Linked DNA regions of Homo sapiens: region 1 is linked to region 2. Evidence: read pairs that join two places in POLR2A ChIA-PET (ENCODE). Cell type or tissue: HCT116. All regions are shown on one strand. Each heading gives the region's core, and the rest is flanking DNA. Links, peaks and the distances in the headings are about the cores only.

Region 1 (16,005 bases), core at 5,105-13,104, 180 kb after region 2:
AACTGGGCCCGTGTGTCAGAATAACAGGGTTTTCTTGAGCATTCATCTGCTTTTTCATAGAAAAGTATAAAAGGTCATGAAAGGTTTTTGAAACTCTTACCTTATGGTTGAACTGATTATAATTAAATTTGTGTATAAGGTTTCATTAAAATTAGCTTTAACATTTTAATACATCACACAAAGGCAAAATTTGGTTTTCTCTTGATCAAAATGTTTGTGTAATATTAATAAAAATTATTAATTATTTTGAAAAATTTTTTAAAAATTTATTTTAAATTTTATTTTAAAAAATAAAAATTATTAATATTAATAAAATAAAATATTTTTGTTTACCTTTTGCCTAAATGATTGACTATTTTAAGGTGACCTGTGATTCTATTTTGTGATATCAAGTCTCTCAAAACTTTGGCTAACTTTCTAAGAGTAAAATTTTCATATTGAGCCTTTTGGGCCTCAAATTAACTTTTTGGATATTAGGTTCTTGAAGTCCAAGAGAGATATATTAGGCTTCTTAGGCTTATTTGTTATGTAGAATTCTGCAAGAAGCATTGTCAAATCTGAGGTGGTGTTTCACTTCCTTTGGGTTCTATTGACACAGATGTGTTGTTAATGTGTGTTCCAGGATAGTATGAGATTCCTAGAGTTCTGCTATGCTGTCAGTAATAATTATGATTATTATGTTAAATTGTGTGTGCCACAGAAGCAACAGAATTCCCTTGTCAACTGTGTCTATAACCATGGCTGTCTTAAGGCTTTTGTTATCCACAATTGTTGTTTTGCTTTGATTCTTCTCAAAAAGTGACTTATAATCAGTTACAGTCCAGGCCTTGCTTCTTTGGGGAAGTCCACGAAAAGGACTCTTGGATGCAGGTTTCTGATAACTTTGGAGATTGTGCCATTGAAGTAAAAAGAAAATTTCACCCAGGGCACTAATAGAAAGGCTGATATGTTCATAAAGATTGCTAGCCCACTATGAAGCAGAGCAGGAGCTGATTGTATGGACTGAACTAATGGAGGACTGAAGTAAGTTTTTATGGTCTTTGTTTGTTTGTTTAAAACATTGTTTATTCTTCAAAGCCTGGAGAACTTTTGTCATTTTGAGCTATTTATAGCCTGCAACAATTGAGTAGAATAGTCTTCTAAACAGAATTTGAGGCATATTTTTCTCTCTCTGCCGAATTTCTCCAGAATTTGTAAACTGAATATTCTTAACTCATGATGATGTGTTTGTTTGCATAAGTTCAATAAGATTCTGTTTTCTTTTATAACAGGACACAGGTGGAGGAACTGGTAATCTTCTCAGGGCTTTGCCTGAAATGGTGTTGTGAAATGTTCCAGCAAAGCCCATTTAGGAGAGCCTATATGGACAAGGATTCTTGCTGCACTTTGTGTGGGTAATCAGGCCAAGTATATGGGACTGAAGCTTCTTTTGCAGGTAGGTTGGTCCTGCTGTGTTTTGTCTTTAGTGGAAATGGGGAACTGGACAGAGGAAGATTGTGTTTCAGGAGAAACTACAGTATTAGATGAATGTTTGATTCCTGGGTGGCCATGCGGTCACCCATGGTGTGGAGCTGCTCAGGATGCCCCTTCTCCTCATGACAAAGCCAGAAAGATGCATGACCAGATTCCCCATGATTGAGGAACTGACAAATAGAAAGTGGGGACTGAAATCGACCCAATAGTCCCACATACAGTGTTTTTGGATAGACTTAAAAATGGACCCTTCTGGTCTTAAAGCTTGAAACTTACATTTGTTTTATCTGAGTTCCTTCCTCAGGAAAGGACCCTCAGCCTCTCAAAAAGCATCATAGACCTGAAACTCAGCAGATCACAGCATCCAGACAATGACTTGCCAGTCCCTTCACTCATCATGAGTGCTTCCTCACCCTTCCCTAGTTCCTCTTTTCCCACACACAGTTACGTTTCTTCCCTGCTGTATAAACCCCTCGTTTTAGTTGATCAGGGAGATTGATTTGAGACTGATCTCCCATCTCCTCAGCTGCAGCACCCAATTAAAGCCTTCTTCCTCGGCAATACTCAATGTCTCAATGATTGGCTTTCTGTGAGCTGAGCAGCAGGGCCTAGACGGAACTCCTGGGCTTTCAGTAACGATGCATGTACACTTTTAAACACTGCAATTAATGGGTCATGAGATATTGAGAAATTGGAATGGCATCAACTTGGCCAATTCTGAGAAAACACACTGTGCTTAAATGTCAGGGCCCTGCCTCCTGACCTCGACAGTATATGGTTGATTTTGAGTCATAGCAGGTGAGTATGGCCTGGTTTCAGTGTTTTATAGAAATATAAAATATGGCTGATCGCATTTATTTTAAATCCAACATATCTCCATTTCTGGTGAGAAAATTTTTTTAAAACCAACCAAACAAACAAACATAGAAGAATATGAATAAAAAAATAAGGGATTCCCTGCTTCCCAATCTCACTTGATTGCTGTCTTCTGTTATATACTAAGGGAGGAAGGGGGCAAGGTGCCCAGGAAGTCCCACGTCCTGTTTTGATAATCATCTGGCCTCCTTGGGCAAACAGAAAACAGGGAAAGCATAAAGAAAATAACAGAAATTTTGCAGAAATTTCATCTCCGGTCTGGGCGCAGTGGCTCACGCCTGTAATCCCAGCACTTTGGGAGCCCAAGGTGGGCAAATCACTGAAAGTCAAGAGTTCAAGACCAGCCTGGCCAACCTGGCAAAACCTCATCTCCACTAAATATACAAAATTTAACCAGGCATGGTGGCCCACGCTTGTAATCCCAGCTACTGCGGATTACAATCACTTGAACCCAGCAGACAGAGGTTGCAGTGAGGGGAGATCGCCCACTGCCACTGCACTGCACTCCAGCCTGAGCAACAGAAGGAGACTCTGTCTCAATGAAAGAAAGAGAGAGAAAGAAAGAAAGAAAGAAAGAAAGAAAAGAAAGAAAGAAAGAAAGTGAGGGAGGAAGGGAGGGAGGAAGGGAGGGAGAGAGAGGAAGGAAGGAAGGAAAGAAGGAAGGAGGGAAGAAGGGAAGGAGGGAGGGAGGGAGGAAGAAAATGAAAGAAAGAAAGAGAAAGGGAAAGAAAGAAAGGAAAGAAAGAGAAAGAAAAAAGAAGGAAAGAAAGACAAGAAAGAAAGAAAGAAAAAGAAAGAAACAAGAGAGACAAAGAAAGAGAGAGAGAAAGAAAGGAAGAAAGAAATTTCACTGTGGCACAGGAAACTCTATGACCGAGGCTTCAAGGGCTCTTCTCTGGCCCTAAACTCACAGTGGATTTTGCCTCATTTTCCGAGGTGCAAATGAAATGATGGAAGTCGATCAAAGGAGAGGGCAGAGAGAAAGTAAGAAGGATGGCTCCTTCCTGCAGGTCCACCTTCCTCGAGTGTTGCTTGTGGGATAATAGAAATGCCTTGACATGGTTGAGTGGGAACTATTGCTACTTATTGGGAATTCAGACGCTTCCGGCAAACTTGCACGATGAGGTTCCATGGTGTAATGGTGAGCACTCTGGACTCTGAATCCAGCGATCCGAGTTCGAGTCTCGGTGGAACCTTTCTGTTTAATTAGGACGGCAATGTTGTGTTTTACTCCCTAAATGGAATGGGGATTCCGCTGACGTTCAGAAACTCTGCGCTGTGGGCCTCCGTGTCCCTTCTGCTCCCGCTGTCTGAGCCTCGCGATGTACCCCGCGCTCCTCGTCCCCTCTTCGTCTCCCTCTTCGGTGTTCGGGGTCCCAGAAACCGGGTTCTCGCAGTGGCCCGGACCACAGGGAAATTGCCGAGTCATCCAGTCGGGATCAGCGAGCCTGCAGGGTCCCCTTCCTGGGCGAGCCTCCTGGCACCCAGCAATCGGAGGCCCGGACACCCCCGCCAGGGACCCAGCGACCCAGGAAGTCCCCACCCCCTCTCAGAGCGACCCTGGGCCTCGGGCTGACAGGTCTCCTCCACTAAAAAGGCTGCTGCCCCTCTATCCTACACCCCGAGATTCCTTTCACTCGGGAATCTCCTAATGGCACCCATTGTCTTTTTGGTAAGTAAACGGTGGCGTGAGAAATTCTGATGGGGTTAGCTCAGTCATTGGAGAGTGTGTCTCAGTTTAGGATCGATGGTTCCAGACCTAACTTGGCAGTAGCACTGCTTTATTCAGATGGCCCATCCTATTCCGAATGTTAATTTGCTCTGTTCTTCATATTCAGATTTTTATGCCGAATTTCTAGCTCCTGCGTCTCTATTGCGGGCCCTAAAAGTCGCTGTTTCACTAAGCTTTGGAACCTGACTCCGGGAAATCTCATTCTTTCGTCCCAAGATCTCAGCCAGAAAGAGAGTTCCGCGCGGCGGCGTCTTCAAGCGCGCGGGCTGGGAGCGCGGGTTCTGATCCTGGGTCGCCCCGGCCGAGCTCCCTCAGGGCCACGGGGAAGAGGAACCTGAGCAGCTCTGAGGGGCGAGTCTCTGAAGATGGGGCTCCCCCTTCTCCCGTCAGGACCCTGCCCCAAGGAGAAGACGCCTTAGTTAAAAATGTTTTCTCCTGCTCTTCAGAGCACTTGGGATGAGGTTCCTGATGGGTCTTGGGAGCGAACTAAGATGTCACTCCAGGCGCTCAGGACCATCGCTCTCATTTTCATATTTTGGGGCTGAGAGCGGTTACAAAGGACTGAAAAATACCGCAGTCTTTGAGGGGCTCAGTTTGGAGGACGAGCCGGGGTTGAGGGGGGTTGACGCCTTCTTGGCTCCTTGGAGTGGACTGGCAGGTAAGGAAACACAAACTCCGTTTCCCCTTGCAGGCAGAACTGCAGGACCTGGGATGGAAAATTGGACAGTCAAAGAGTAACAATATTTATGTAGAGGTGGGTTGCGTGCATTAAAAATTGTTATCCCTACAGATAAGTGTAGGAAGGGACCAGGGCACTGCTGTTCACCACCAGCTTTGCAGCATATGTAACTTTGATAACAGTGTATAGTGCATAAAAATTCATTCCTGTTCACAAATATTTGATCACAACCAGTTACAGGTTTCTTTGTTCCTTCTCCACTTCCACTGCTTCACTTGACTAGCCCTATAGGAAAAAAGAATCATTCTTAAATATGATATTGTTTCAGTTGATCGCCAGCCCGCCCGTTCCCCACCCCCTGAAAGTAGCTGGGACAACAGGTGTGCACCACGTGCTGGGCTCATTTTTGTATTTTTAGTAGAGATGGGGTTTCGCCATATTGGCCAGGCAGCTCTCGAACTCCAGAACTCAAGTGATCCGCCTGCCTGGGCCTCCCTACACCTCCCTGCTGGGATTACAGGCATGAGCCACCCCACTTGGCCATCATTTGTATTTTGAATTTAAATATTTTGTAGTCATCACTCTTCAAAGATTCTGGGTTTTGCTGCATGTGCATGATGGGATTCAGGACATGCTACTCCAAAGTATAACATCTTGGGGTATTGAATATTTTATGCTAAAGGAATATGAGTAAACCACAGAAGCAGGAAGGTCACTGTCACCCTCCCCCTGCCCTTCCTCCCTGAAGTCCAGTATAAGACTCTTATGTGAGAGGTGCCCTCTCTGTACCCAGAGGAAAGGTGCATCCTTGATTCTGAAGACACAGGGACACAGAGAAGAGCCTGAACGCAGAGGCCTGGCTACCTTTCCCCCACTTTGTTACTGTTAGATCATACTTTTATTGACTTATCATACTTCTCCATGACTATTCATTCTTGAATAAACCTACTGTTAAAAAAACAAAAACAAAAACTGAGGTTTAGCTGTTTCCATGGGCCTTCATTTCCTTTGGAAGGCGTTCCTGTCATGTAAAATTTACATTAAATAAATCTGTATGCTCTTCTCTTGTTAGTCTGTGTTTTGCTGTGAGGGTCTCAGCAGCGAACCTAGGCTGGGTGAGAAAAAGTCATATTTCCTCCCCGACATGTACAAATGTCTTCCACTGTAAAGCTATATGTTTTTTTTTTTTTTTGACAGGGTCTCACTCTGTTGTCCAGGCTGGAGTGCAATGGCACGATATCAGCTCACTGCAACCTCCGCCTCCCGGGTTCAAGCCATTTTCCGGCCTCAGCCTCCCAAGTAGCTGGGATTACAGGTGCCTGCCACCACGTCCGGCTACTTTTTGTATTTTTAGTAGAGATGGGGTTTCACCTTGTTGGCCGGGCTGGTCTCGAACTCCTGACCTCAGGTGATCCGCCCGCCTCGGCCTCCCAAAGTGCTGGGATTACAGGCATGAGCCACTGCACCTGGGCAAAACTATAAGAATTTTACTGGGGCAGATTTGAAGCAAGAAATTGAATCATTATTCCCCTTTGGATGAGCTGAACACATGAGCTAATAAACTCCCAGTTCCTCCCAGATAGAAATACTTCTCTAGTTCATTCCCCGAAGCTCCTTGAGGGTCAAACCTGCTGGAGATTGAGGGGCCTTCCTGGGATCTCCCAGCCCAGGAGGTTACTGCTGGTGAGAAGATTGCTGCAGTCTCCCTGGGAGGGTGCACGGCCACTGGAAAGTATCACTGCTGTAACTTCAATACAACTGGTTTTCGTCACATCTGCTCTTTGTGCAGTGTTGCAGGCAAAATACAAGAGCTAACATGCACATGAGTAACACATGCACATCATCAGCTGTGTCTGCAACACAAAGTGCCACATGTCAGGCACAGTTGATTATGTGCATGTGTTTACTCATTCAGTCCTTACCTCAGGCCGAGGTCACACTATCACCTTCATCTTCCATGTGAGATGCACAAAGACGTTAAGTGACCTGTCCAGGGTCACTCAGCCAGCAAAGGAGGATTTGAAAGCAGGAATTTGAAGTGAAGGCAGCCTGTCTCCAGAAGACATTCTCAGAACCACTGCATTTATACTGCTCCTAACAAAACCACCGTTGCAAAAATTATGACAGTGAGAAAAACCTGACATAGGAAAACTATGACTGTGAAAGAAATCTGACCTAACTGACTGCATCTTACTTCTAACCTCTGAGCTGCCTTTGTCCACTCCTGGGCATAGGCCAGGCTAACTATGAGAGAAGTTTAGTTCCAAGTCTAAGTCTGAAACAAAGATGTCTTCCTGAGACAAACTCCTTCCTATCTTGGGGATCAGACCTCCTTAGCAAAGCTAACAAATTAGGTGCGAGATTGGAAATTATTGCTCAGGAGCCATGCAGCCAGAAGCCACATGATTCCTAAGCTCCCCAACTGTGCCTGTATATAAGATTATTGGTGTCAAACCTAAGATTGGTGTTCAAGGTATTTTTCAGACCCTGCCTTATGATGGACTAGCTGGCACACCCAGACCGGTAAACTGGCTCATCTGGTCCTGTGGCCCCCACTCAGGGACTGACTCAGTGCAGTGAACAAGCTCTGACACTGTGATTTCATCCCCAACCCAACCAATCAGCTTTGCACATTCCCTAGCCCCTTGCCTGCCAAACTATCCAAAAAAAAAAGAAAAAGAAAAAAGAAAAAAAAAACCCTAGTCTTTGAATTTTGGGGGAGGCAGATTTGAGTAATAATAAACCCCTGTCGTGGTCCCTCAGCTGCTTCTGCATTTATTAAATTCTTTCTCTATTTTAGAAAGCCTGCTGTTCTCAGCTCCATTGGCTTACCTGGGCAATGGGCAAGATAAACCTACCAGGCAGTTACATTAATAAAAGAGAAACACAAATGGTAAGCATGCTTGAAAAGAAATATAAGTCTGTGTATTTCTTTGGAAGAAACACAAAAGGAGGAGGAATGATAAGACAGGCAATAAATACACTGTCCTAAATATTTTCATGATTCTCCTGCCTCCTTCGTATCCTTCTTATCCCAACAACTTCTCCCCAGAAACCTTCAACTTAAACATGGTCCTGCCAGAACTGGGTTTGTCCTTCCCTTTACATTTTCCTCTCACCTACCCTACACCCCTTCCATATCTAATCTGTTCTTTAACTTCCAGGTCATTGAGAATTTTCCATTTAAAAATATAAAAAATTCATAAAGCGGAAGATAACCAGTCATCCATATTCCCACCTCCTGGAATTAACTACTGTTAACATACCTACATATTTTTCTTCCAAATCATTGTTAAACTACACATGCTAAGCATAGACCATACTAACAGTAGAGAAGATGTAAACATATGTAAAATTTTTGAAAACCTTACGTTCAAAAATAACTTCTCATAACATTTGGGCAACCCTGGAGTTACAGTCTTGTGGTACATCTACAGGGAGAAGAATGTATATTTTAGCTAGACTGTCCCTAAAAGAAAAAGGAAGAAAAAATAATAAAGAAGGATATATATACCTGAAAAAATAATAAAATAATAAAGACGCATATATGTATGCCTTTATAAAATTTAGCTGAGACTCTATTTTTATTTTACAAACATTCCATTTAATAGTGCATGAACTTAACTGCAGACAAAGAGACAGAAACAGAAACGAAGGAATTCCTCAACTCCCGATTACAGTTAGAGAGATATTTTTCTAAAGGAATCTTCTAAGGATAAACGTACACTAAATTAAGTAGAAGACATTAAGATTTGGAGTGGTTTTCTTATTCCTTTTTACAATCAGGTTGATTAAGGTGTGAGTTGACTTTGGTACAATGCATCCATTTCAAGTTTGATGACGTGTCTATTACTCTAAAAGGTCCTCTTGTGCCCTTTGCAGTCAGTTCCGCCCTCCCCCTGAGGCCAGCAGTCAATGATGTAGTTTCTGTCACTATACAGGTTAGTTTTAACTGTTGTAGAAATTCACCTTGATGCCGCCACACAGGGTGCACTCTTTTCATCACTCGGCATAATGTTTTTGAGATGATCCACGCTATTTCATGTTTCCGTAATGTGTCCTATTTTATTGCTGGGTAGTTCGGGTAGTTGGGGTAGATCGCAGCACATTCTGGCGACAGGTGAGACTGCGGTTCTGACCTGCAGGCCTCGGTGAACATGAGCAAGGGCACCTGGGCGCCGGGAGAGACCTCCCTTCCCCTACAGAAAGCAAGCGTGTTATGTTAACAACCGAACGGGGACCCTGCTTTCATCCCAAAGAACAGCACCCGACTGCGTAGTTTCTTCCCTGGCTCTAGGAGGTGAGAACACATTCCCCGCTAGCACAGACATCCTACAAACTCCTGCGGAGGCTGCGGTTAGAAGCAGAGGCTGTGTGAAGGGTGACTCTGGGGGCTATGAAAAAACACGAAGGTTTTCACAGAGCATGAGAACCCAAAAGACTGGAGACTATGAAGCGATCTGCAAAAAGCAGCCCCAAGTGGAAAGGAAAGAGAAGAGCCCTGCGGCCACTTAGCTAGTGTTAAAAGAGCTCACGGCGGCGGAGAGGATAACACGTTACTTTCTGTTTCCCATCGTTGCGACTGTAAGGAGAACACTTAACATGCCACCCAAGCTACAAAACTGCAGTTTTAAGAATAACCCTTGCCGTCTATTTTTTCATTACAAAAATTCAGGGGAAAGCGCGAACGCAGTCCCCCACTACCACAAATTATGCAGTCAAGTTTCCCACATTTGGGGAAATCGCAGGGGTCAGCACATCCGGAGTGCAATGGATAAGCCTCGCCCAGGGAAAACCACCTTCGTGATCATGGTATCTCCCCTGCCAGGTAAGTATGACTTCACACACTTCTGCCCTGTCACAGCCCCATATACCTCACCCTTTACACACATGGTCACTTGCCCCGCGCACCCCCGAGCCTTCCTAGCCCTGACACACAGCTGGGACCCTCAGGTCCGACCAGCGGTCCTGAACCCGCTCCCACGGCACGGGAGCTCCTTCGTGGTGAAACAGCCAGTGGCGAAGCAGCAGCCCCTGCGCTGCCTCATCTACATAGAAGTCGCCCTATCCGTGATGTCACCGACAGCGCCTTCCTCGTCCCGGTCTGCTTTTCTGCCCCACCCTCCGCCACTCAGCCGACCAACATGGTGCCAGAGCCTGCGGGGGCAGTGATGTCTGCCTCTGCCTCCTTTCCCTCTCTTCCCCGCCCATGGTCTTCCCCAAAGAAGCGGGTGTTTCTGTTGTAGTTTTTTGTTTGTTTTTTGTTTTGCGCCGTCTCGCTCTGTCGCCCAGGCTGGAGTGCAGTCGCATGATCTCGGCTCCCTGCAACCTCCGCCTCTCGGGTTGAAGCGATTCTCCTGCCTCAGGCTTCCACATAGCTGGGATTACAGGCACACGCCACCAAGCCCGGCTAATTTTTGTGTTTTTAGTAGAGACGGGGTTTCACCATGTTGGCCAGGCTGATCTCGAACTCCTGACCTCAGGTAATCCGCCGACCTCGGCCTCCCAAAGTGCTGAGATTACAGGCGTGAGCCATCACGACTGCCCAGAAGCCAGTTCTTAGCCTGTGTTGCCGAGGACCTCTTTGGCAGAAATCTGGAGCCTGTCCACCCTTCTTCAAATAATGGCTTGTAATGCGCAGACTAAAACATGGAGGATTACACAAGAAACTGGTTCACTTCACATCATTATCCTTGTGATGTAGCATTCTACTTGAAATTGGAAGCCGTTCGATATCAGAGAAACCATATCTATGAAACTAGAGAGGCTGCTCAGATGACTGCAAACCAGCCATCCTTACTTGTTTTACCACTAGTAGTGTTATAAGGACGGTGGTCCAATTTCAGGAATCTTGTAGGGTTCTTTCAAATACAGCAATGTACAAATATGCTGCCCCAGCAGAGCACACTGGACACTCAGGCATGATGCTGGAGTTTGTCATCTCTTCCACGGCCTTCTCCAGACCTTAGCACTTACCTCATGTTAGCACTTTATGTTCTGCAAAGACAGAAACAAAGTGGTCCAAATTTGGAAAAAATATATATATATTTGGGGGAAACTTTATTTGAGGTGCTTAACAGATTACTTTTAATCTGTAGAATACAACACCAAACTCTGACAATACTCCACAGACTCCAAATCTATCAGGCAAGTTTTTCCTGTCCTTTGCTTTCATATAAACTGAATCATAAAGTGTATAGTGGGTTTTGGGGGAATATAACTGCCCAATGGGTTCATGTTGCCTGCTGCCTAGACAGAACCAATTTATCAAGACAGGGGAATTGCAATAAAGAAAGTTATTTACCCAGAGCCAGCTGTGTGAGAGACCAGTTTTATTATTACCCAAATCAGTCTTCCTGAGTATTCTGGGACCCGAATTTTTAAGGATAATTTGGTGGCTGGGGGCCAGTGAGTTGGGAGTTCTGATTGGTCAGGTCGGAGATGAACTCAAAGGGAGCTAAAGCATCCTCTTGAGCTGGGTCAGTTCCTGGGTGGGGGCCACAAGATCAGATGAGCTGGTTTATCCATCTGGGTGGTGCCAGCTGATGCATCAAGTGCAGGGCTACAAAATACCTCACGCACTGGTCTTAGGTTTTACAATAGTGATGTGATCCCCAGGCACAATTCAGGGAGGTTTAGAATCTCATAAGTTGGAGGCTGCATGATCCTAAACCATCATTTCTAATCTTGTGGCTAATTTGTTAGTCCTGAAAAGGCAGTCTACTCCCCAGGCAGGAAGGGGATTTGTTTTGGGAAAGGGCTGTTATCATCTTTGTTTCACAGCTAAACCATAAACTAAGTTCCTCTCAAAGTTATTTTGGCCTGTGCCCAGGAATGAACAAGGACAGCTTGGATGCTGGAAGCAAGACAGAAGCAGTTAGGTCAGATCTCTTTCGCTGTGATAATTCTCCCAGTTATAATTTTTGCAAAGTCGGTCTCAGGAGCAGAGGCATAGGTTTGACTTCTTTCACTCAGTCTTACATCTATGAATTTTTCATGTTATTCATGTGGTTATTTGTTTCTGTGTGTATTCCTTTGTATGAATATAGGCCAATTTATTTATTTATTCTACTGTTGCTGAACATGTTGACCTAAAAGAAAGAGGCTGAAGCACAAAATAGAATCTAGAGTTTACTTGAGCCAACATGAAGACAGCTGCCTGGAAGACTCACACCAAAAGAACCTTGGATCTGAGCTCCCTTTGGCCTTTGTCACAAGCAGGTTTTTAAAGGTCAAAAGGGGGGATGCACAATGGGCTGACAGAAAGGTGCCTGTCAGGAATTCTCATTGGTTTTCAGAAATAGCATTGATGAGAGCTTGGCTATCCCTTGTTATAGGGTGTGGGATACAGTGTTTGGTGTGGCATTATTAGATTAATTTACAGCTACCTGGGGTGATAGCAAGCAGTTTCAACAGATGAATACATAGCTCAAAAGGAAGGAAGCAGAAAGTGGTTGCTGTCTTGATTTAATGTCTCTCTGATCATGTGAAGTGGCTCACATTCCTCAGATAAAAATTCTTTTAAAAATCTTTCTTCTTTAAAGCATTGATGATCAAAAGCTCAGCCAAGGTGTCCCTCTTTGCCAGGAACACTCATTCCCGGATAGTCTTTCCCACGGTGAGGGCAGGGGAGGAAAGGAGCTGCCTCACTGAGGAATTTTTAAGAGCGCCCCAAAGCCCAATTGAAAGTACGTCACAGAGTAGAAAAAAAAAAAGAAGAAAAGAAAAGAAGAGAGAGAGACTTCAGTTAAATCTACAGCTGTCACTTGTTTAATCATCTCTCGTCTTCAGATACCATAAAATCAGTTTTCTCAGAAGTAAAACAGGAAATATATAACATTAATAATTTGAATAGCACAGATATAATTCACACAAGAATGAGAATCACAAAGAGAATCCGTATGCCAGAACAGTAAGGGAACCTATTCCATTAGGGAGCCAACGAAAAAACATCAGGGAAAACATGACATCCCAGTTCTTCTTTCATGATTTCTTGTAGCCAAATGACTTCTAATTTTTTCTAGATGAGGTTCTATGTCATGGGAGTATTTATTTTTGTATATGCAACAAGAGGTTGTAAACACCACACATCCACCTCCCTGCTCAGCTAAATCTATCATCTAAAGCGGGCTGCGGAGGCTGCTGTTGCTGGGGCTCTCCCCTTGGTGTTCTGGGCTGCGTTGTACTAAGTGGAGAAGGTGGTTGTGGGCAAGCGTTATGCAGAGATCACAACCAGGTGGGCAGGGGGCTGCTCTCTCCACACTATCACTTGACAATGTACAATTCCTTTTATGAACTCTTGTAAGTGCTGCTGTATCTACCCATTGTTTTTGTTTTGTTTTGTTTTTTGAGACAGACTCTCTGTCTCCCAGGCTGGAGTGCAGTGGCACAATCTCGGCTCTCTGCAACCTCTGCCTCCTGGGTTCAAGTGATTCTCCTGCCACAGCCTCCCAAGTTGCTGGGACTACAGGCACACGCCACTGTGTGCAGCTAATTTTTGTATTTTTAGTAGAGATGGGGATTCACCATGTTGGCCAGGCTGATCTCGAACTCCTGAACTCAGGTGACCCACCTGCCTCGGCCTCCCAAAGTGCTGGGATTACAGGCATGAGCCACCGTGCCCAGGTTCTAACCATTTTTAAATAAGAATAATATTGTCTTTGAAAATATATATCATCTAAAGTAATGCAATTATCTAGTACAATCTTAGCCAGTGAATAAATAGCTTTTTGTTGAGCTGTGAAAGAGGCTACAGTTTCATCAGCAATATTTCTTTCTTTCTTTCTTTCTTTCTTTTGTCTTTCTTCTTTTTTTTTTTTTTAAGACACAGTCTTGCTGTGTTGCCCAGGCTAGAGTGCAGTGGTGCAGTCTCAGCTCACTGCAGCCTCAACCTCCCTCGCTCAAGCAATCCTCCCACCTCAGCCTCCCGAGTAGCTGGGACTACAGACATGCACCACTATGCCTGGCTAATTTTGTTTTTGTTTGTTTGATTGTTTTGTTTGTTTGTTGAAAGACAGGGTCTCGCTATCTTGCTCAGAATGGTCACAAATTCCTGAGCTCAAGCAATCCTCCCAGCTGAGCCTCTCAAAGTGCTGGAATTACAAGCATAGGCCCCCAAGCCTGGACTCTTTATTTTTCTTTCAGAGAGAAGGAGTGGCTCTGTCGCCCAGGCTGGAGTGCACTGTCGCCATCATAGGTCACTGCAGCCTGGAACTCCTGGGTTTAAGTGATCCTTCCACCTCAGCCTCTGAGTCACTGGGATTATAGGCCAGAGCTCCCATGCCCGGTTTTTATCAGCAATGTTACCTAAGGTTAAAGAAGGATTTCGAACCACGGGAAACAACATCCCATCAAAGCAAAAGCGTGCTCCCCCAAAAATGTATGGAGCTACTTTCTTAATGGTCAGGCAGGTAATTAGCAAGTTTTCTCCCAATAGGATCTCCATCTATTAATAAAATAGAGTGGTGGGCATGCCTAGTGAAAAGTTTGAGGACGCTCATCCAATTCTTTTTTTTTTTTTTTGAGATGGAGTCTCGCTCTGTCTCCTAGGCTGAAGTGCAGTGGCATGATCTTGGCTCACTGCAACCTCTGCCTCGCAGGTTCAAGTGATTCTCCTACCTCAGCCTCCTGAGTAGCTGGGAATACATGTGAACACCACCATACCCAGCTAATTTTTGTATTTTTAGTAGAGACGGGGTTTCACAGTGTTGGCCAGGCTGGTCTTGCACCCCTGACCTCAGGTGATCCACCCGCCTCGGCCTCCCCACTCATCCAATGTTGGGTTTCTTCAGAGCTATATATATATATATAGGCATGACCAAATATCCTAAAAGACATTGCACTTCATCATTCCATGTCTTTAGACATTTAAGGGCCATGGATGGTGATCTCCTCCACAGACCAAATAAATGCTGGTGCACAACAGGTAAGTGTAGTATAATTTGGGTACATCAGCTTTCGGCATTTAAACCATGCATGGGTCAGACATGTTAGAGCAAGAGGGCAGGTTGGATCCTGATAGCAGGAGGGAGTGTTTTTCTCTTAACTTTCCAATAGCATCATGGTGTTTACCACTGTCATTTCAGAGTGAGACAACAATTTTTTGTTGGTTTTCTTTCTGATCTTTGGTTTTTTTTGCAACCGGGGTCTCACTGTTGCCCAGGCTGGAATGCTGTGGCAACATGACAGCCCAGTACAGTCTTGACCTCTTGACCTTCAGGGCTCAATGAATCATCCTACCTCAGCTTCCCAAGTGCTGGAGTTAGGCACACACCACCACGCCCAGCTTATTTATTTACTTTCTGAGACAGGGTCTCACTCTTTTGCCCAGTCTGGAGTGCAGTGGTGTCATCTGGATTCACTGCAGGCTCGAACTCCTGGGCTCAAGTCATCCTCTCAACTCATACTCCTGAGTAGCTGGGACTACAGTTGGGTGCCACCATGCACCCAACTGTATATTTTTGTATATTTTGTAGAAATTGTTTCACCATTTTGCCCAGGAAGATAGTCTCAAACTCCAGGGCTCAAGTGATCCTCCTGCCTCGATATCCCAAAGTGCTGGGATTACAGGCAGTTATTTTGACAGTACAATTATGATGGGTTAAACTGAGACGTACGGCAGGAAGGTTAGGATGAGTCAGACAGGTTCGATAAACAGGTTTTGCTTGATGTAACCCCGAGTTGCATCGTGAGTTCAATCAGGAGGAATACAGGTGAAATTTGGCACAGGATGTACCAATGGGTCATTATGGTCAAAAGTGGTTGGTGGTTTAAGGTGGCAAACCCAGCACCTTGTCACATTTCCCACAGTGGCAATGGTTTGTGAGATTCTGATCAGAGAATTATCCCTCCCTGATGTAATCAAATTAATTAAGGACAGTAAAACAGAAATCTGATCATAGGCATTTTGCTATGTATGTATGTATATGTATATACATGTACGTGCAATAGGACTAGTGTGTCATATCTTTAGAGAATATACATATAGGGTGATTTTACCAAAACCAATAGGATACGACCCCTACAACTTAAAGGAGCCCTGATGGTGTATGTATTCCAGTCAAGAGAAAAAGAGACTAACTCTTCCAGGTGCAGTGAGCACTGGAATTGTGAACAGCTGGTTATACAGGCCAGTATCTTGGGTGGAAGTGGGCTACAACAGATGTCAGCTACTTGCCATCTTCGTCAGGAAGATGGCAGGTCACCTTTAAGTGAAAACCTCCACTGACAGATGTCCACTCTGGTA
Region 2 (16,005 bases), core at 3,939-11,938:
TAGATCTGTGCAAATAAAATGGATCAAATTAAAATGTAAAATCAATAGTACTGATTAGGAACATTGTTCAGCAAATGGAGGTAGACAAACATGTCCTGTAGAGAAGGAAACATGACCGCAAGATGAAGTGTAAAAACCAAAGTGACATTGGGGCCTGACACCATTGTCAGCCCGTTCATCATGTCCCACTGCTGAAGAAACAGAGAAAAAAAAACTCTGCACTCTGACATAAAGAAACAATAAAAGGGTCTCTCTGTCTACCTGCAGTCCTCCAAATGAATAAAACCTTGAGCATTTCCTGAGAGTTGCTAACTCCTTAATGAAAATCACTTTATCCTTGACTTTACAATGCTGTTTATTGTCTGAAGATATGTCATGAACTTTCTGAATACAATAACCATGATAAAATTGCTGTTTTCTGCCATGAAGAGATTAATATAAACCCTATAGTCTTCATAATATTGTTTGTTTTAAAAAGTTCTATTTTTTTAATTTTTTGGGCAGTTCTTTTGAAGAATGACTTCCTCACATTTATTTGCAAGTAAATGTCTCCTTCTGCTTATTTTTCCAACATGCTTTTGTTTCTGAGCCTTTCTTTCATGCTCTATACACACAAATCAGCAGGAGATAGTACCTGCAGCTGTATTTGGAGTTTACTGCCTCAATGTTCACTTTCAATGAAAGAGCGTATTTCTTAACAGAAGACCAGAAATTCATGCTGAACCAATAAATTGTCCTCTATAGTTTTCATCTGCAAGGAGGATTTAAATATTTCTAGCTCAGTAGTTCAGCCCTGAAGATTATTTCACCCCCACTGCTAATCCCGACCTAATCTGTTTTTGTGTTGTTAATGCTCCTATATACTAGCCAGGTCCGTAATTCTGTAACAGGCTTAATTTCTTAATATTTTAGGCCATGTGTTAATTTTACTATTTCTTAGCCATTTTTCCTCAATAGTTTTAAATTGCATCCCTGCTTACTCTCCCTTTTACTGGATGGGCTTCCTCTGTTTACTAATACAATTCCCCAAATTGATTCATCCACTTGTTGAAATACCTAATTTTAGGCCCTGCACTGACAGCTTGCCTAGGCTTATACTTGTTGTGTTTGGTGTTGCAGTCTTCAGATTCTAAAAACACCATCTAGACCTTACATTACCTCCAGCCAGGGCTATTCCCCCAGGGCCTGCCTTAAGAAGCAGATTTCTTTTCATGTTTCATCTTCTTCCCATTTATTTCATTTCATGACAGTTAGAGAAGCTGTATACTAACGTGACAAATGCTAAGTTAGCAAAGAAAAACGTTATTTCAGGATAAGTTCAGGGAAAGCTTTTTGGAGGAAAGTCAGCTCACATTAGTCCTGATGATGGATAGTGTATAGAGACTACAGATGATGGAACGATGAAGTGGAAACTCGAGTGGCTACATACGGACATTCCACATAGAAGCAGTGTGAGCAAAACCACCAAGAAAGGAAATGAGATGGAATTGATAAGGCAATGCAAATAATTCAGGTTATTTAGATCATCAGTGTTGGGGGAAGCTGGGTTTATGGGAATCAATCGTTAATCAGAATGTGAGCACCATTGGTTTGGTAATTCATGGAAGAGGTTATCATTCAACAGGGGGAGTGGCTTCTCGATTATAAACATGTCTGAAGGTCACTGAACATCAAGGCTATCCTTCAGTTAAAATCTTATTAAAATTATACTGACCTCTGATGACCTTCAGAGAGCTCCAGCTAGATGGATTGATGATAAGAGAAATTCGAGAAGGCAATGGGGCAAATCTTTGTGCAAATCTCTGTTATGTCATATATCTAAGGCTTCTGCTGGATCCAGTGATTTGTTTGTTCTGACTGTAGTACAAATCTATTGGAACAATAAATCTAGTTATAATAAATGACAGAGGGCATTGAAGCAGATGCAAGAAGCAAAATATACAGGTGTAAAGACAAACTATATTAGGCCTCCCATCAAGCTTCTCTAATATTTTCACAGCACAGCCCTGCCTGACTTCTCTCTATCTGGGTAGGCCCCTTCTGTTTGCTAAACCAGTTCTCTGATGTTGACTACCTGATTCTCTAGTCCTCAAGTTGACTCATCCTGTTTATTGAGAGTGACATTTTTAGACTACTAATAATATTTATATGTAAGAAAGAAACTGGGTTTTTATATAAATATATAATCTTTTCAAATAAAAGATTATAATCAAGGAACTGTAAATAATAGAAAAATTACATAACGTTTCCCTATTTGGGGATTGGTTAAATGCAATATTATAGAAGTCTGAAAAAATAATGACTGTATTACAAAAGAATATAAAAATAATTGAAGACTAGGAATTATGTCTACCAACTAATTCAGTCATTTGGCTGTTTATTCTCATTTGAACAGTAGTGGATTAAGAAAAAAACAAAAAGACTTTCGACTTCCATCACAGGGAGAAAAGGATCAAGTACACATTAGAGAAAGCTGATGGCAATGATTTCTAGTTTCAGTTTCTATTTTCTGTCAATTAACCATCATTTTGGTAAACAGCCTTTTTAAATATCTTTTCTTTTAATTTTTAAATTTTTACTTTAAAGACAGGGTCTCACTATGTTGCGAAGGCATTGGCCTCAAACTCATGGACTCAAGTGATCTTCCTGCCATAGCCTCCCTAGGTGCACATCACCATACCCAGCTATTAATGTCTTTATAAAAGCATTTTTAACCCTACTGGTCTAGCTATTGCATCAAATAAATAGCTAATTCCATTGACGAAGGATTAGGGACTCACGAGTGAAAATAAATGTTTTATTTGGATAATGGCTACAAAATCTCAACAGTCAAAATAAATAAGAGATTAAAGCCATGATGATGACTTAAAAGATAAAGTTAGGTAGAAATGTGAACTAAGGGAAATGACTCAACACATTCAGCAACACAAAACTGTGGCCTAAATTCACTCTGACAGTTGTTATGCTATCTCCTGCTGCCCGAGTAAAGTAAGTTATGAACAAGACACATGAAGGGGATCAGGCAGACATATGGTCAAATGCTTTCTGTGCAATATGTCTGTCTCCATATTATCTTCTCTGTCTCATTGCACTTTGGACATTTTTATTCTTCCTGCAGATCTATTTTTATGAAGCAATGTGATTTAAATGAAAAGAGCACTGAATTCTCAGCCAGATATTTGAGTTCTAGTTGAAGATTTATCACCTAGTGGTTATGAGATTTGGGGCAAATTGCTTAATCTCTCTCTTTCTTTACCACTTCGTTTGTAAGTTTTCTTGCCTCCCTTCAGGACTGTATTGGGGATCAATCAATGTTGAGTTGAAGGCAACATGGTTTAAGTTGGCTTAATGGAGAAGTGGTAAATCACTTAAACGGGTAGTGTTTAAGTGAACAACACAGTGTAGAGGATGTTGGGCTGCATGAGGAAGTGTGGAAAAAAAGCATGCCATGAAAATATCATCACAATCTCACATTTCTTCGTTTATTTGCACACTCTGAACACCTGCATGTGATAAAGACTGTGCAAGGTTCTCAGGATACCCAGGTAAAAATCACCACTTCTGCCAGTCTTGACTTTGCAAGCTTGAGGAGCAGACCTGGAGGAATTTGGCTATTACCACACCAAAGTTGTTCCTCACATTCCCTTTGACATATGGTCTCAGGAAAAAATGAAAAGAGTAAAAAAAAAAAAAAAGTCCTTCATTTTTGAAAGGAAAAGTCATAATTAATTTCTAGAAGGAGAAAGAAAAAAAGAGATAACAGTGTGTGAAAGGCTTAGAAAATGCTAGAGCACTACAGAAAGATAACGTGAGATTATGTCTAAGAGTAGCTTGGTTATTTTGCTTTTGTTGACAAAGTATACCTCCTTCATTTTCATAGTTGTCATAATTCTTTCCATGATTTTCTTAGTGGGTTTGTTTAGGAGAAACTGTATTCTTTCTTTATTCATCTAACTCTCCTTAACTCCAAAAGATGCTTCTTAGGATAACATTTTAAAAGGATATACATTACGCACATTTTTAATGCTTCTATACAGGACTGAAGGCCAATATTACCATGATAATAAGGCATGTAACAAAAATTTGTTCTGCAGAGAGTGAGAAAGCGTGAGGGAAAACACAGTGCAGGATTCTATGCTGTCGCCCAAGAACCCAGACAGGCAAGTGAAATAATAGAGCAGACATTTCCTGAGGCTGTGGTCGATATGATTAGGAGATAGTGGGTAAAAATGGCCTTTAAACTATATACACATGAGAAGATAGATGTGAAAGCCCATTGCAAAGGCAATAAAATTATGCAAATATAAAATATCACTATTAAAATGTATGATGAATTGACGTGCCATGAAAACAGTTCCAGTGCTGGGCCAGAAATCAGGAAACGTGGGCTTTTGGTTTCTCACCATTAAAATGAAGAAGTTGGATTTATACCCAAGGGCACCTTGTGGGCTGTATGGCTTCTAAGTAACTGGTCATAACAAAAGGGACACAATCAGGTCAGTTTCAAACCAAGAATAAAATGGGAAATTAAAGAACTGAATTGGCTACTTTCTGCTCAAATGATTGTTAAAAATAAAGTTTAAAAAAAGCCCCAAGGACTATGCAGTGCAGTGAGCAGAGGCTCCCGATATTAAAAAGAAAACAAGGAAAATGGATTCCTGGTGATAGAAGTGGTGTGGGGGAAGACAAATAGTGTGGCTGCAAATGGAACAATATGCAAAAGAAAAGTAGCTAAATATAGCTCTTTTTTGGGAAAGAGATTGTGTCTAAGTCCATCAGTGGAAAGGCAACTTAATTGTTGTATAAGTCTGTTCAGGTTGCCATAACAAGATACCATACACCAAGTGGCTTAAACTATAGAAATGTATTTCTCACACTTCTGGAAGTTGGGAAGTCCAAGATAAAGGTGGTAGCAAAGCGGATTCCTTTCTAAGGTCTCTTCCTATGGCCTGTAAGTGGCTGTAGATTCACTGTGTGCCCATGTGACCATTTCTTCGTGCACCAGGGGGAAGGCGGACAAGCAAGCTTTCTAGTGTCTCTCTTCTTGTAATGGCATTAATCTCAGCATGAGGACACCACTCTCATAACCTCTTTTAATCCTGATTACCTTTCAAAGGCCCCAGCTGCATAAATCATCACAGTGGGTGTTAGGGCTTCAACGTTTAAGTGCGGGAGTTGGTGTTCACATTTCAGTCAATTGAGGTGGCAATTGAAATGAGAAAGGAAAACCATAGTTACTAGAGAGAACGGTTGTCTTGGGGAGGATCACTGGACAGGACTACGGTCCTGTCCAGGTTGTTATGGCAACCTGAACAGACTTATACAACAATCCAGTCCTAGAGGCAATACAACTTCTCTGCTGATTCCAGATTCTGAGCGCCTCTCAGTCCTTGGTTGGGTTGTTTTGATCCTGTCCATATTATATTTATAAATATTCTCTTCATAAAACTCTCTTTAGGCCGGGCGCGGTGGCTCACGCCTGTAATCCCAGCACTTTGGGAGGTCAAGAGATCGAGACCATCCTGGCCAACGTGGTGAAACCCGCTCTCTACTAAAAATACAAAAAATTAGCCGGGTGTGGTAGCGGGCGCCTGTAGTCCCAGCTACTCGGGAGGCTGAGGCAGGAGAATGGCGTGAACCCGGGAGGCGGAGCTTGCAGTGAGCCGAGATGGCACCACTGCACTCCAGCCTGGGCAATAGAGCGAGACTCCATCTCAAAAAAAAAAAAAAAAAAAAACACAACTCTCTTTAAATCACACATCCGAGTGTGCCCCTTGTTTCCCACCAGAGCCAAGACTGAATGAGATGATTTCTTAAGGTCAGGTTGATGTCCTAATCCAGTTGTGCTGCTATAACAAAATACCACAGAGTGAGTAACTTATAAACAACAAAAATTTATTGCTCAAGTTATGGAGGATGGTCAGTCCAAGATCAAGTTGCCAGCAGGTTCAGTGTCTAGTGAAGGCCCATTCCTCTGTCATCCAGGCTGAAGTGCAGTGTTGCAAGCTTGGGTCACTGCAACCTTCACCTCCCAGGCTCAAGTAACCCTCCCACCTCAGCCTCCTGAGTAGCTGGGACCACAGGTGCTCACCACCATGCCTGGCTAATTTTTTTTTTTTTTTTTTTTTTTGTAGAGATGGGGTTTCACCATGTTTCCCAGGCTGGTCTCAAACTCCTGGACTCAGGCAATCTGCCAGCCTCCTGAGGGAGTGCTGGGATTACAGGCATGAGCCACTGTGCCCACCCCCAAAATTCTACTCATATATATGCATAATTACATAGTTACCAGCCGTTATTTTCTGATACTTTGACTGGCAATTGGTTGAAAGAGTTTATCTAAAGACCTGGAATCCATAGAAGGCAGTCTCTGTGTTAAGGGGTTGTTCTTATTATGCAGATGAAGCCTCCAGGTAGCAGGCTTCAGAGAGAATTGATTGTAAATGTTTCTTATCAGACTTAAAAAGGTGCCTAGATTAGGGAAAAGGCCTGGAAAGGGATTCCCTGTAGCATGTAGACTTTCCCCACAAGAGACAACTTTGTAGGGACATTTCAAAATATGATAAAAAATGTATTTTAGGGTAAAATATTTGTATTTCTTTCAGGGCCTGCTATCTGTCATGTAATGCTACACTAGAGTCAGCCTGGAGTTTGGTGTCTTATTGCTACAAAAAGTCTTGAGATCGCTGTTGTAATGTCAGTTGGGCCTGGTCGGATGTGCTGGTCAGTTGTGCCTGAATTCCAAAGGAAGGAGGGTATAATGAGGCATATCTGACCCCTACTTCCCATCATGGTCTGAACCAGTTTTTCAGGTTAACTTTGGAATGACCCTGGCTGAGAGGAGGGGTGCATTCAAATAGTTGAGGGGCTTGGAATTTTATTTGTGGTTTACACTATAGAAAGTATTTTTCCAGTATTACCTGGACAATGTGTCTCCCTGTCAGTATCCAGGAATGGCACCTGGATCAAGCATTTAGTGTTCAGTTGCTACACTCTCACCTAATCCCTCATTTTCAATATTTTGCCATGTTTTCCAGTGACCCAACTGGCCACCATGTCACAGACTTTATGGTCTCCAAGGGAGACCCCTCCATTTCATGTTTTGTGATTTGAGCAACAGACTGGAATCTACTTGAAATTTGCAAATGGTCTTTGACTTGGGCTTTCCAATTTTGCTCTACTTCACAGTGTTTTCTGGGTTATATACAAGGGAGATGATCCAGTCATTTGTTAAGCGCCTCAAATAAGACATGCCCTAGATGTTTTTTTGTTTGTTTTGTCAAATTGGGATTATCTTTGTGTCTTTGGAGAATATAAAATACTAACATGAGGTAAGCACTAAGGTTCTGAGATGGCCGTGGAAGAGATGACAAACTCCATCACCATGCCTGAGAGTGTCCAATCGTCTCTGCGGGGGCCACATATTTTTGTATTACACTGTATTTGAAATAACAACAACAACAACAAAAAACCCTTCAAGATTCATAAAATTGGACAACTGTCTTTGTAACACTTCTAGTGGTAAAACCAGTAAGGATGGCTAGTTTGCAACCCATCTGAGCAGCCTCTCTGGTTTCATAGATATGTTTTCTCTCTGACATTGAACGGCTTTCAACTTGAAACGGAATGCTACATCACAAAGATAAACAGGTTTGAAAGGAACCGGTTTTCCTTGTAATCCTAAACGTTCAAGTCTGCGCATTAAAAGACATTATCTGAAGAAGGGTGCACAAGCTTCCTGTTGGCCGCCAGAAGGGTTCTCTGCAGGACACAGATCAAGTACCACAGTCTTAGGGGGAGACCAGACGCGGGATCTCTGCACACCTCCCCAAAGGACAATGGCAGGAGGAAAAGGAGAAAGAGACAGACGTCACTTCCTCCGCCAGCTCCGGCAGCGGGTTGATCGGCTGAGTCGGCGGAGGGTGGGGCGGAAGAGCAGACGGGGACTGGGAAAGGCGCTGTCGGTGACATCACGGATAGGGCGATTTCTATGTAGATGAGGCAGCGCAGGGGCTGCTGCTTCGCCACTAAGGAGTTCCCGTGCCGTGGGAGCGGGTTCAGGACCGCTGGTCGGACCTGAGAGTCCCAGCTGTGTGTCAGGGCTAGGAGGGCTGTGGGCGGTGGGGGGGTGGGGTGGGGGGGGGGGCGTTCGCGGGGCAAGTGACCGTGCGTGTAAAGGGTGAAGCGTGTGAGGCTGTGGCGGGGCGGAGGTGCAAAAGCTCATACTTACCTGGAAGGGGAGATACCATGATCACGAAGGTGGTTTTTCTCAGGGCGAAGCTTATCCATTGCGTTCCGGATGTGCTGACCCCTGCGATTTCCCCAAGTGTGGGAAACTCGAGTGCATAATTTGTGATAGTAGGGAACTACGTTCGCGCTTTCTCTTGGTGCTTCTGTGGTGCGAATAGTAGGTGAGCCGTAAGTGTTTTTGTAATTCAGGGTGCGGGCTCGTGTTTTGTGGCTGTGTTCTGTCCGGTCAGTTGTTTCCGTTCGCAACGGTTAGTTTTCCTTTGTGAGGCCATGTTTGGGGACAGCTTAGAACTATCCACTTGCTCTCTTGGGAGGCGAATTTCAGTCTCTGTTGGTTGGGTTGTTCTCCCAGGTTAGCTGCCGCGGTACTTGCTAGGTGGAGCTCAGGGATCAAGGGTCGGGAGCTTTCTGGTTTGTTCAGTGCTCCCAGGGCTTCTAACATCTCTTAAAAACTCTGGTGTTTTCTGTCATCCTCGGAGTTACCTCTTAGCCTCTGTTTTTTTGTTGTTGTTTTTTCCCCCCCTCCCTAAGACAAGTCTCGCTGTACCGTCCAGGCTGGAGAAGTGGCGCGATCTTCCCATCTCAGGCTCCCGAGTAGGACAACCGCACGCCACCACACCCGGCTAGTTTTTTCTCTTTTTTTTTTTTTCTTTTCTTTTCTTTCTCTTTCTTTTTCTTTTTTCGTAGCGGTTTCACCATTCTGCTCAGGCTGGGCTCCAACTCCTGGGCTCAAGTGGTCCGCCCAGCCTTCTGAAGTGCTGGGATTACAGGTGCGATCCATCTTGCCCTGGCAGCTCCTGCTTTTCACCACAGCATTCACGGGAGTTTGTAGGATTTCTGTGCTGGGGAAACGTGTACTCAGTTAATAGAGCCAGGTGGAAGTTGTACTCAGAACTGGTGGTTTTCTTTGGAATGAAAACCGTGCATGTTGGGGGCTCTTAGTGTCCCCGTTCGGTTGTAGGCATAACACCCTTGCTTTGTGTAGGGGGAGGGCTTTGCCCATGCCCTGGTGCCCCGGCGCAGGGCATCGAGGTCTGCAGTTCAGAACCGCAGTCTAACCTATGTCTTGGCGGAATACCCTGCTAAGTCTCCCTGGAATGTAAGATGGGAGGTCTTGTGAGGAGGTTTCTACAAGTAAGAAAACAAATTTCCATTCGGTTTTTATTGACAAAATTGAAAATTATAATAACTGAGTCCAGCCTCTCAGATGACAAATGTCTTTTGCACTGAGAGCTGGGAACCGCCGCTTGCCTCAGCTCCTGCGTGCAGGTGCAGCCCTCGCTTCCCTCCACACTTTCTCCAGCGGGTGTCAGTTCCTCCACCAGAGGCAGACAGCGTTCTGCAGAACCACAGCGCTCAAGGCCTTCGAGAGCCAAAAATCTCGGAGCGAGCTGCCCTGTCCTGGCTGTACCTCACGACTGACCTAGAAATGGCCTTTGCTGGGAGCAAAGGGTAGGGGGGAGATGGTCGTCGGAGCTGGGGCCTGTGCACTGGACCAGGTTGACCCACGGGAGGGGAGGTACCCAGAGTTAGAAGGGGGCCAAGCACTGAGACCTCACCATCCTCAATCTCCAAAAGGACTCAGAGAGATGCAGAGACTGAGACAAGCTTCCTTTTTCAAGGAAAGAGAAAACTACTGAGGAAGGCCCCAGGGGCTCTGAACCAAAATCCAGACTTTTTTTTCCACCTGCAGCTTTTTGTTTTTATTTTTGCTTGAGAAGGTGTCTCGGTCTGTTGCCTGGGCTGGAGGGCAGTGGCGCAATTTCGGCTCATTAAAACCTCCATCTCCCGGGTTCAAGCAATTCTCCTGCCTCGGCCTCCCTAGTAGCTGGGACTACAGGTGCCCGCCATGACGCCCGGCTAATTTTTGTATTTTTATTAGAGACGAGGTTTCACCATGTTGGTCAGGCTGGTCTCAAACTCCTGATCTCAAGTGATCCACCCACCTCAGCCTCCCAGAGTGCTGGGATTACAGGTGTGAGCTACCGCGCCCAGCCCGCACCTGCAGCTTAATCCCATTTCGCTGGTGCAACTTCATCCTTCCGTATGCTCAGGCCAATAAACAGTACTGTAGGCTGGTCGTTCTTTGACCCCCATACATCCTATTGGTCGGAAAATTATGTTTTCTCTTTGGTTAACCGCAGACTTTGATATGCACACTCTTTCTTGGTCTGAAACCCACCCAATAGTCCCATACGTAGATTTTTGGATAAACATAGAAATGGACCCTTCTGATCTGAAAGTTTGAAACTCGATATTTGTTTTATTTGAGTTCCTTCCTTCAGGCCTCTCAAAAAAGATATCAAAGAACTGAAAGTCACCCAGACAATGAGATGCCGGACCCCTCATTCATCCTGATTGCTTCCTTGCCCCTCCCTAGTTCCTGTTTTCTTTCTTTTCTTTTTTCTTTTTTTTTCTTTTTTCTTTTTGAGACAGAGTCTCCCTCTGCCTCCCAGGCTGGAGTGCAGTGGCGCTATCTTGGCTCACTGCAAGCTCCGCCTCCCGGGTTCACGCCATTCTCCTGCCTCAGCCTCCCGAGTAGCTGGGACTACAGGCGCCCGCCACCACTCCCGGCTAATTTCTTTTCGTATTTCTAGTAGAGACGGGGTTTCACCGTGTTAGCCAGGATGGTCTCGATCTCCTGACCTCGTGATTCGCCCGCCTCGGCCTCCCAAAGTGCTGGGATTACAGGCGTGAGCCACCGCGCCTGGTCTAGTTCCTGTTTTCTTACACATTGTCACATTCTTTCCCTGCCATCTAAGCCTCTAGTTTTGGTTGGTCAGGGAGATGGATTTGAGACTGAGTTCTCATCTCCTCCGCTGCAGCACCCTATTAAAGCCTCTTCCTTGGCAATAACCGTCTCAGTGATTGGTTTTCTGTGTGGCAAGCAGCGGGAACCCCAGGTCTCTGAACTTTGACAAAGGAATCTCCTGATAAAGGCGGGATCGATTTTACTGACCAAGCTGAAAACGATCAGACGTTTGAAAGCCTTAATCTCGGAGCCTGTCGGAGTTTGGTCTGCCCTTGAGGCTTTTCTTTGGGCCTACCAGTCAAAATCAGCCTGGCCAAACCTGTCTTCAAGGACCAGGGGCAGGGCCGGCTTCTCCCGCCGGGTCGGCAGCCACCTTCCCCTTCCCTGTGACTTGAAGAGAAGCTTCAGGGGGCGTTTATTCAATTTGCGAGGAGCCTGCGAGGCGCAGGTGCGCGGTGACTCTGTGGTTCCCACCGCACCCGCTGCCCTCTTTGGTCCTCTCGCTGTCACCGGCGGGCAGTAACGTTCCGGGTGAGCTAGGGCTCCGAAGACACCAGGCAGGGAGGGACCAGTGGGTAAGGGCACCGCCCGTTTAGGTCCTGCGCAGGAGGGATCCGAAAAAGGTCTTGAAGAAATAGAAAGGGAGGGCCAGATGCGGTGGCTCACGCCTGTAATCCCAGCACTTTGGGAGGCCGAGGTGGGTGGATCACGAGGTCACGAGTTCGAGACCAGCCTGGCCAAGATGGTGAAACCCTGTCTCTACTAAAAATACAACAAGTAGCCGGGCACGGTGACGGGCGCCTGTAATCCCAGCTACTCAGGAGGCTGAGGCAGGAGAATCTCTAGAACCCAGGAGGCGGAGGTGCAGTGAGCTGAGACTGCCCCGCTGCACTCTAGCCTGGGCAACACAGCAAGACTCTGTCTCAAATAAATAAATAAATAAATAAATAAATAGAAAGGGAGAGTTGGAAGTAGATCAAAGAGAAGAAAAGAAATCCTAGATTTCCTATCTGAAGGCACCATGAAGATGAAGGCCACCTCTTCTGGGCCAGGTCCTCCCGTTGCAGGTGAACCGAGTTCTGGCCTCCATTGGAGACCAAAGGAGATGACTTTGGCCTGGCTCCTAGTGAGGAAGCCATGCCTAGTCCTGTTCTGTTTGGGCTTGATCCTGTAGCACTTGATTGTCTCTCCTGGACTTTCCATGGATTCCAGGGATGCAACTGAGAAGTTTATTTTTAATGCACTTACTTGAAGTAAGAGTTATTTTAAAACATTTTAGCAAAGGAAATGAATTCTGACAGGTTTTGCACTGAAGACATTCACATGTGAGGAAAACAGGAAAACCACTATGCTAGAAAAAGCAAATGCTGTTGAGATTGTCTCACAAACACAAATTGCGTGCCAGCAGGTAGGTTTGAGCCTCAGGTTGGGCACATTTTACTTTAAGCGCACTGTTGGTGGAACTTAAGGTGACTGTAGGACTTATATATACATACATACATATAATATATATACATATTTATGTGTATACACACACACACACACACACACAGGGTCTTGCTATCTTGCCCAGGGTGGTCTCCAACTCTGGGTCTCAAGCGATCCTCTGCCTCCCCTTCCCAAAGTGCTGGGATTACAGGTGTGAGCCACCTCGCCCAGGCCATTTTAATTTTAATTTAATACTTTTAATTTGAATACACAATCCAAAAATCATATAACAAGTACAGGAAACCCACTTTATGCCAAGTTTACAAAAACAGGAAAGATATGTCAATGACAAAGCGTCAAAGTGGCAACATCCTAAAGTACTGAGAGAAAAAAAGTTATTCTAGAATTCTATGCCAAATTGAAATATCTTTCAAAAATGTGACTGAAATCAGGACATTTAAAGACATACAAAAAAATGACAGAATTCACCGAACCACACTACAAGAAATATTAAAGGAGTCCTCCAGGCCTAAGGATAAGGATACCAAACAGAAATCTGAACCTACACAAAGAAATGGAGACGACTGAAAATCGCTATGTACGTACTTGGATGTTGGGGTTTATAACATGTCCAAAATCAAATTCCCTGACAACACTAGCATAAAGGCCAGAAGGGGAGGTATAATGTCACTTGATGGCAGACGGATAAAGATGTATTCTAGGGACCCTAAAGCCATCACTGACATAACAAAAGAAAGAGTTACAGCTAATAAGCCAAATAAGGAAAGAAAATAGAATGATATATAAAAAAAAAACATGTAATCGCTGGGTGCGGTGGCTCATGCCTGTAATCCCAGCACTTTGAGAGGCCAAGGCAGGCAGATCACTTGAGGTCAGGAGTTTGAGACCTGCCTGGCCAAAATGGTGAAACCCCGTCTCTACTAAAAATACAAAAATTAGCCCGATGTGGTGGCTCGCGCGGACCTGTAATCTCAGCTACTTGGGAGGCTGAAGCAGGAGATTCGCTTGAACCCGGGAGGCGGAGGTTGCAGTGAGAGCTGAGATGGCGCCACTGCACTCCAGCCTGGGTGACAGAGCGAGACTCTGTCTCAAAAATAAATAAATAAATAAATAAATAAACAAACAAACAAAAACTGTGTAATCCCTATGCTGGAGCAACTGCTCTCCAGGCCTCTACCCTATAGAAATACACAAATGGCCAATGAGAAGTGTACAAGAATGATCACTGCCGAATTATTTGCAATCATAAAATAGTAGCGCCAAAGTAATTTCAAAGATACATGAAAATCGTTTTATTTATTTAACAAACACAAACAATTGAACAAACAATGGAAGCAAGTCCTTTTGCCTAAAGAAACACAGAGGGTCATGCGGATGTTGCTCCTCCAAGGATTTCGGTGTTCCCCAACGGCTAGTTTTGGGTCTAGTTCTTCTGGAAGATCTTATTCTTGGGGAGCTACAGGTTCTGGCGTTTGGGGCTCTTTCAGGTTCTATCTCCATTTTCCCCTCAATTCCTCCCCATTCTGCTATAATAAAAAAAAATTCTCACCTCCGGAAGATCCCGCCTGTGCCTCCCCGCCAGCCTTTCAGGAGGTCTGGACGTCTGGTCCACCGCTCCCCGGCTTCTTTCCCCGCTTTTGCTTTTCCCCTCCCCTGCTCCCGCCCTCCGGCCTCAGGACCCGACCACCGCCCAGCTGAGCCCCCGCGGCTCCACGGCGCAGAAGGTGCACTGGAGGCCCTGCCCGTTGCCGCCCCGCGGGGTGTCAAGAAGTCAACGTAAATAAATGCTTTGTAAAAGGAACTTCCCCATGGAAAAATCTCTCATGATTTCCATTCTCAAGGCTCTTCAAAGGACTAAAAGCTAAAAGGATGGATTCATTCGACAAGTCCTAGTCCTGCGCCCTGGTGAGTGCCAGACCCTGCTCCCCGTGAGGGGGACCCACGAGCCACCCTCACCACGATCCCTGCCCTGGTGGAGCCCCCGTGCGGAACACAGGATCCGAAGATGGCAGCGGAAGCTCCGCAGCGGCCCCAAAAGCGACTGGGCAGGGAGGGCACAGGCTCCCTCACTGGGTGAAGGCGGCGCAAAGAATGGGAAGAGCCATCCCGGGAGCCACCGGGCGTTCAGCCTCCCTAGGGCCCCCAGGCGGCTCGGGCCGGGGTCTCAACCGGGGCGTTTCCGGGGGTTTCTGAAGCAGGCGAGGGGCAGGGCGGGCGAAGGCCATTCGGCTATCCTTCTGGCTCCAGAATCTCCCAACGCGCAGGTGTCCAACGTGACCAGCGCGACTTACCGCTCCAATCTCTCCAGTTTTCCAAGGCCTTGCTCAGTCCTCCTGCCGGGCGGGCCCTGAGGATGCAAGGGACGGAGGAAGTTTCGTGCGTGCGCCCTTCCTATAGCGCCCAGTAGAACTAACAGTACCTGTCTCTGTGGCGCAATCGGTTAGCGCGTTCGGCTGTTAACCGAAAGGTTGGTGGTTCGAGCCCACCCAGGGACGCCTCTTTGAGCTTTTAAAGTATTCATGCATTGTCAATCACTAGATAAATGGGGAAGATTTTATCTTCCTGGAGTCCTAAGCCACTAATTTGTGACTTATCCATGTCAAGGGCCAGCCCACCTCCCCAACCGGATTCTTAACCGGGTATCTCCTGAAATCCTGGGTTTATACGTGTGTAACTCAGGAATCCTGAAACAGAGACCTAGGAACCCACTTCTGGTGTGATAAAATTCTAATTCAGTCCGTTATACGCTTAAATGAGTAATTTACATGCCTCCATTTTTTCATATGTTAATAATAGGAGGTCAGTAATATCCCGAGGATGTGCCTGGATTTACTGATTGCTCTATCAATAATGTGACCAGTGGAATCATTCATCATCATAGTGATCCTCTCCATCATTTTTGAAGAGTATTTTTCCTCAGTTTGTGCATGATTTATTTAACCCTTTTCAAAATGTTTTTGTTAGCCAGGCATGGTGGCATGTGCCTGTAATCCCAGGTACTTGGGATTCTGAGGCAGGAGAATCATTTGAACCTGGGAGGTGGAGGCTGCAGTGGAGGCTGCACCAATGGAGGCTGCACTGCTACACTCCCGCCTGGGCAACAGAGCGAGACTCCATCTCAAAAAAAAAATAAAAATAAAAAAATAAAGTTTTTGAGATGAGGTAGGTTTCATTGTTTTAGGATTACAAAGAATGCTGCAGCCACCTTTCTTGTACACATATCTGGTCATTGTGGAAATGTCTACACCGCAGATATTTCTATAGTGTAGGGAAGTTGATGCACTATTGCTACATTATAGGCTTTACATGATGCTTCTAATTTGAGTACATTCTGCAAATGTATCTTTCACGGGAGCCGTACCAAATAATATTCCAATAGCAATATTTATAGGAGGAAAAATGTGCAGAAGTGCAATTGAGCTTCGTGCCTCTCCATGGGGTCCATGTTCATAAAATGGTGGCATTAGCAATCATCTGAGAGTGGAGTTTGTGGCCCTCTGACATCAAAAGCTGAAGCAGAGGACATGAAAACCCTCACTGTGCATCCTCTCTAGTCT

The links. ChIA-PET counts read pairs that join two places held together with the same protein. Peaks named below come from ENCODE experiments on the same cell type or tissue, not always from the same donor. Only the 100,000 strongest peaks of a DNase experiment are listed, where the experiment ranks them.
Region 1: POLR2A ChIA-PET joins it to region 2 with 21 read pairs; 17 of 35 experiments call an interaction of 5 or more read pairs at or near these places.

Annotation. Positions count from the first base shown.
Region 1 is chr1:145,456,185-145,472,189 of GRCh38, forward strand. It overlaps RNVU1-31 (RNA, variant U1 small nuclear 31), which reads right to left and starts at 9,596; the gene lies at 9,433-9,596. It overlaps TRQ-CTG3-1 (tRNA-Gln (anticodon CTG) 3-1), which reads left to right and starts at 3,474; the gene lies at 3,474-3,545. RefSeq lists enhancers at 9,280-9,329, 9,494-10,035 and a silencer at 9,490-9,669. In HCT116, for the core only: no CTCF peak of the experiment used is centred there; a DNase peak (open chromatin) is centred at 9,477; H3K4me3 peaks cover 586 bases; H3K27ac peaks cover 369 bases.
Region 2 is chr1:145,272,897-145,288,901 of GRCh38, forward strand. It overlaps RNVU1-14 (RNA, variant U1 small nuclear 14), which reads left to right and starts at 8,220; the gene lies at 8,220-8,383. It overlaps TRN-GTT2-7 (tRNA-Asn (anticodon GTT) 2-7), which reads left to right and starts at 14,870; the gene lies at 14,870-14,943. It also overlaps the pseudogene LOC101060170. RefSeq lists an enhancer at 7,971-8,695 and silencers at 8,140-8,429, 8,597-8,936, 14,788-14,997. In HCT116, for the core only: no CTCF peak of the experiment used is centred there; DNase peaks (open chromatin) are centred at 8,315, 8,565 and 8,816; H3K4me3 peaks cover 568 bases; H3K27ac peaks cover 931 bases.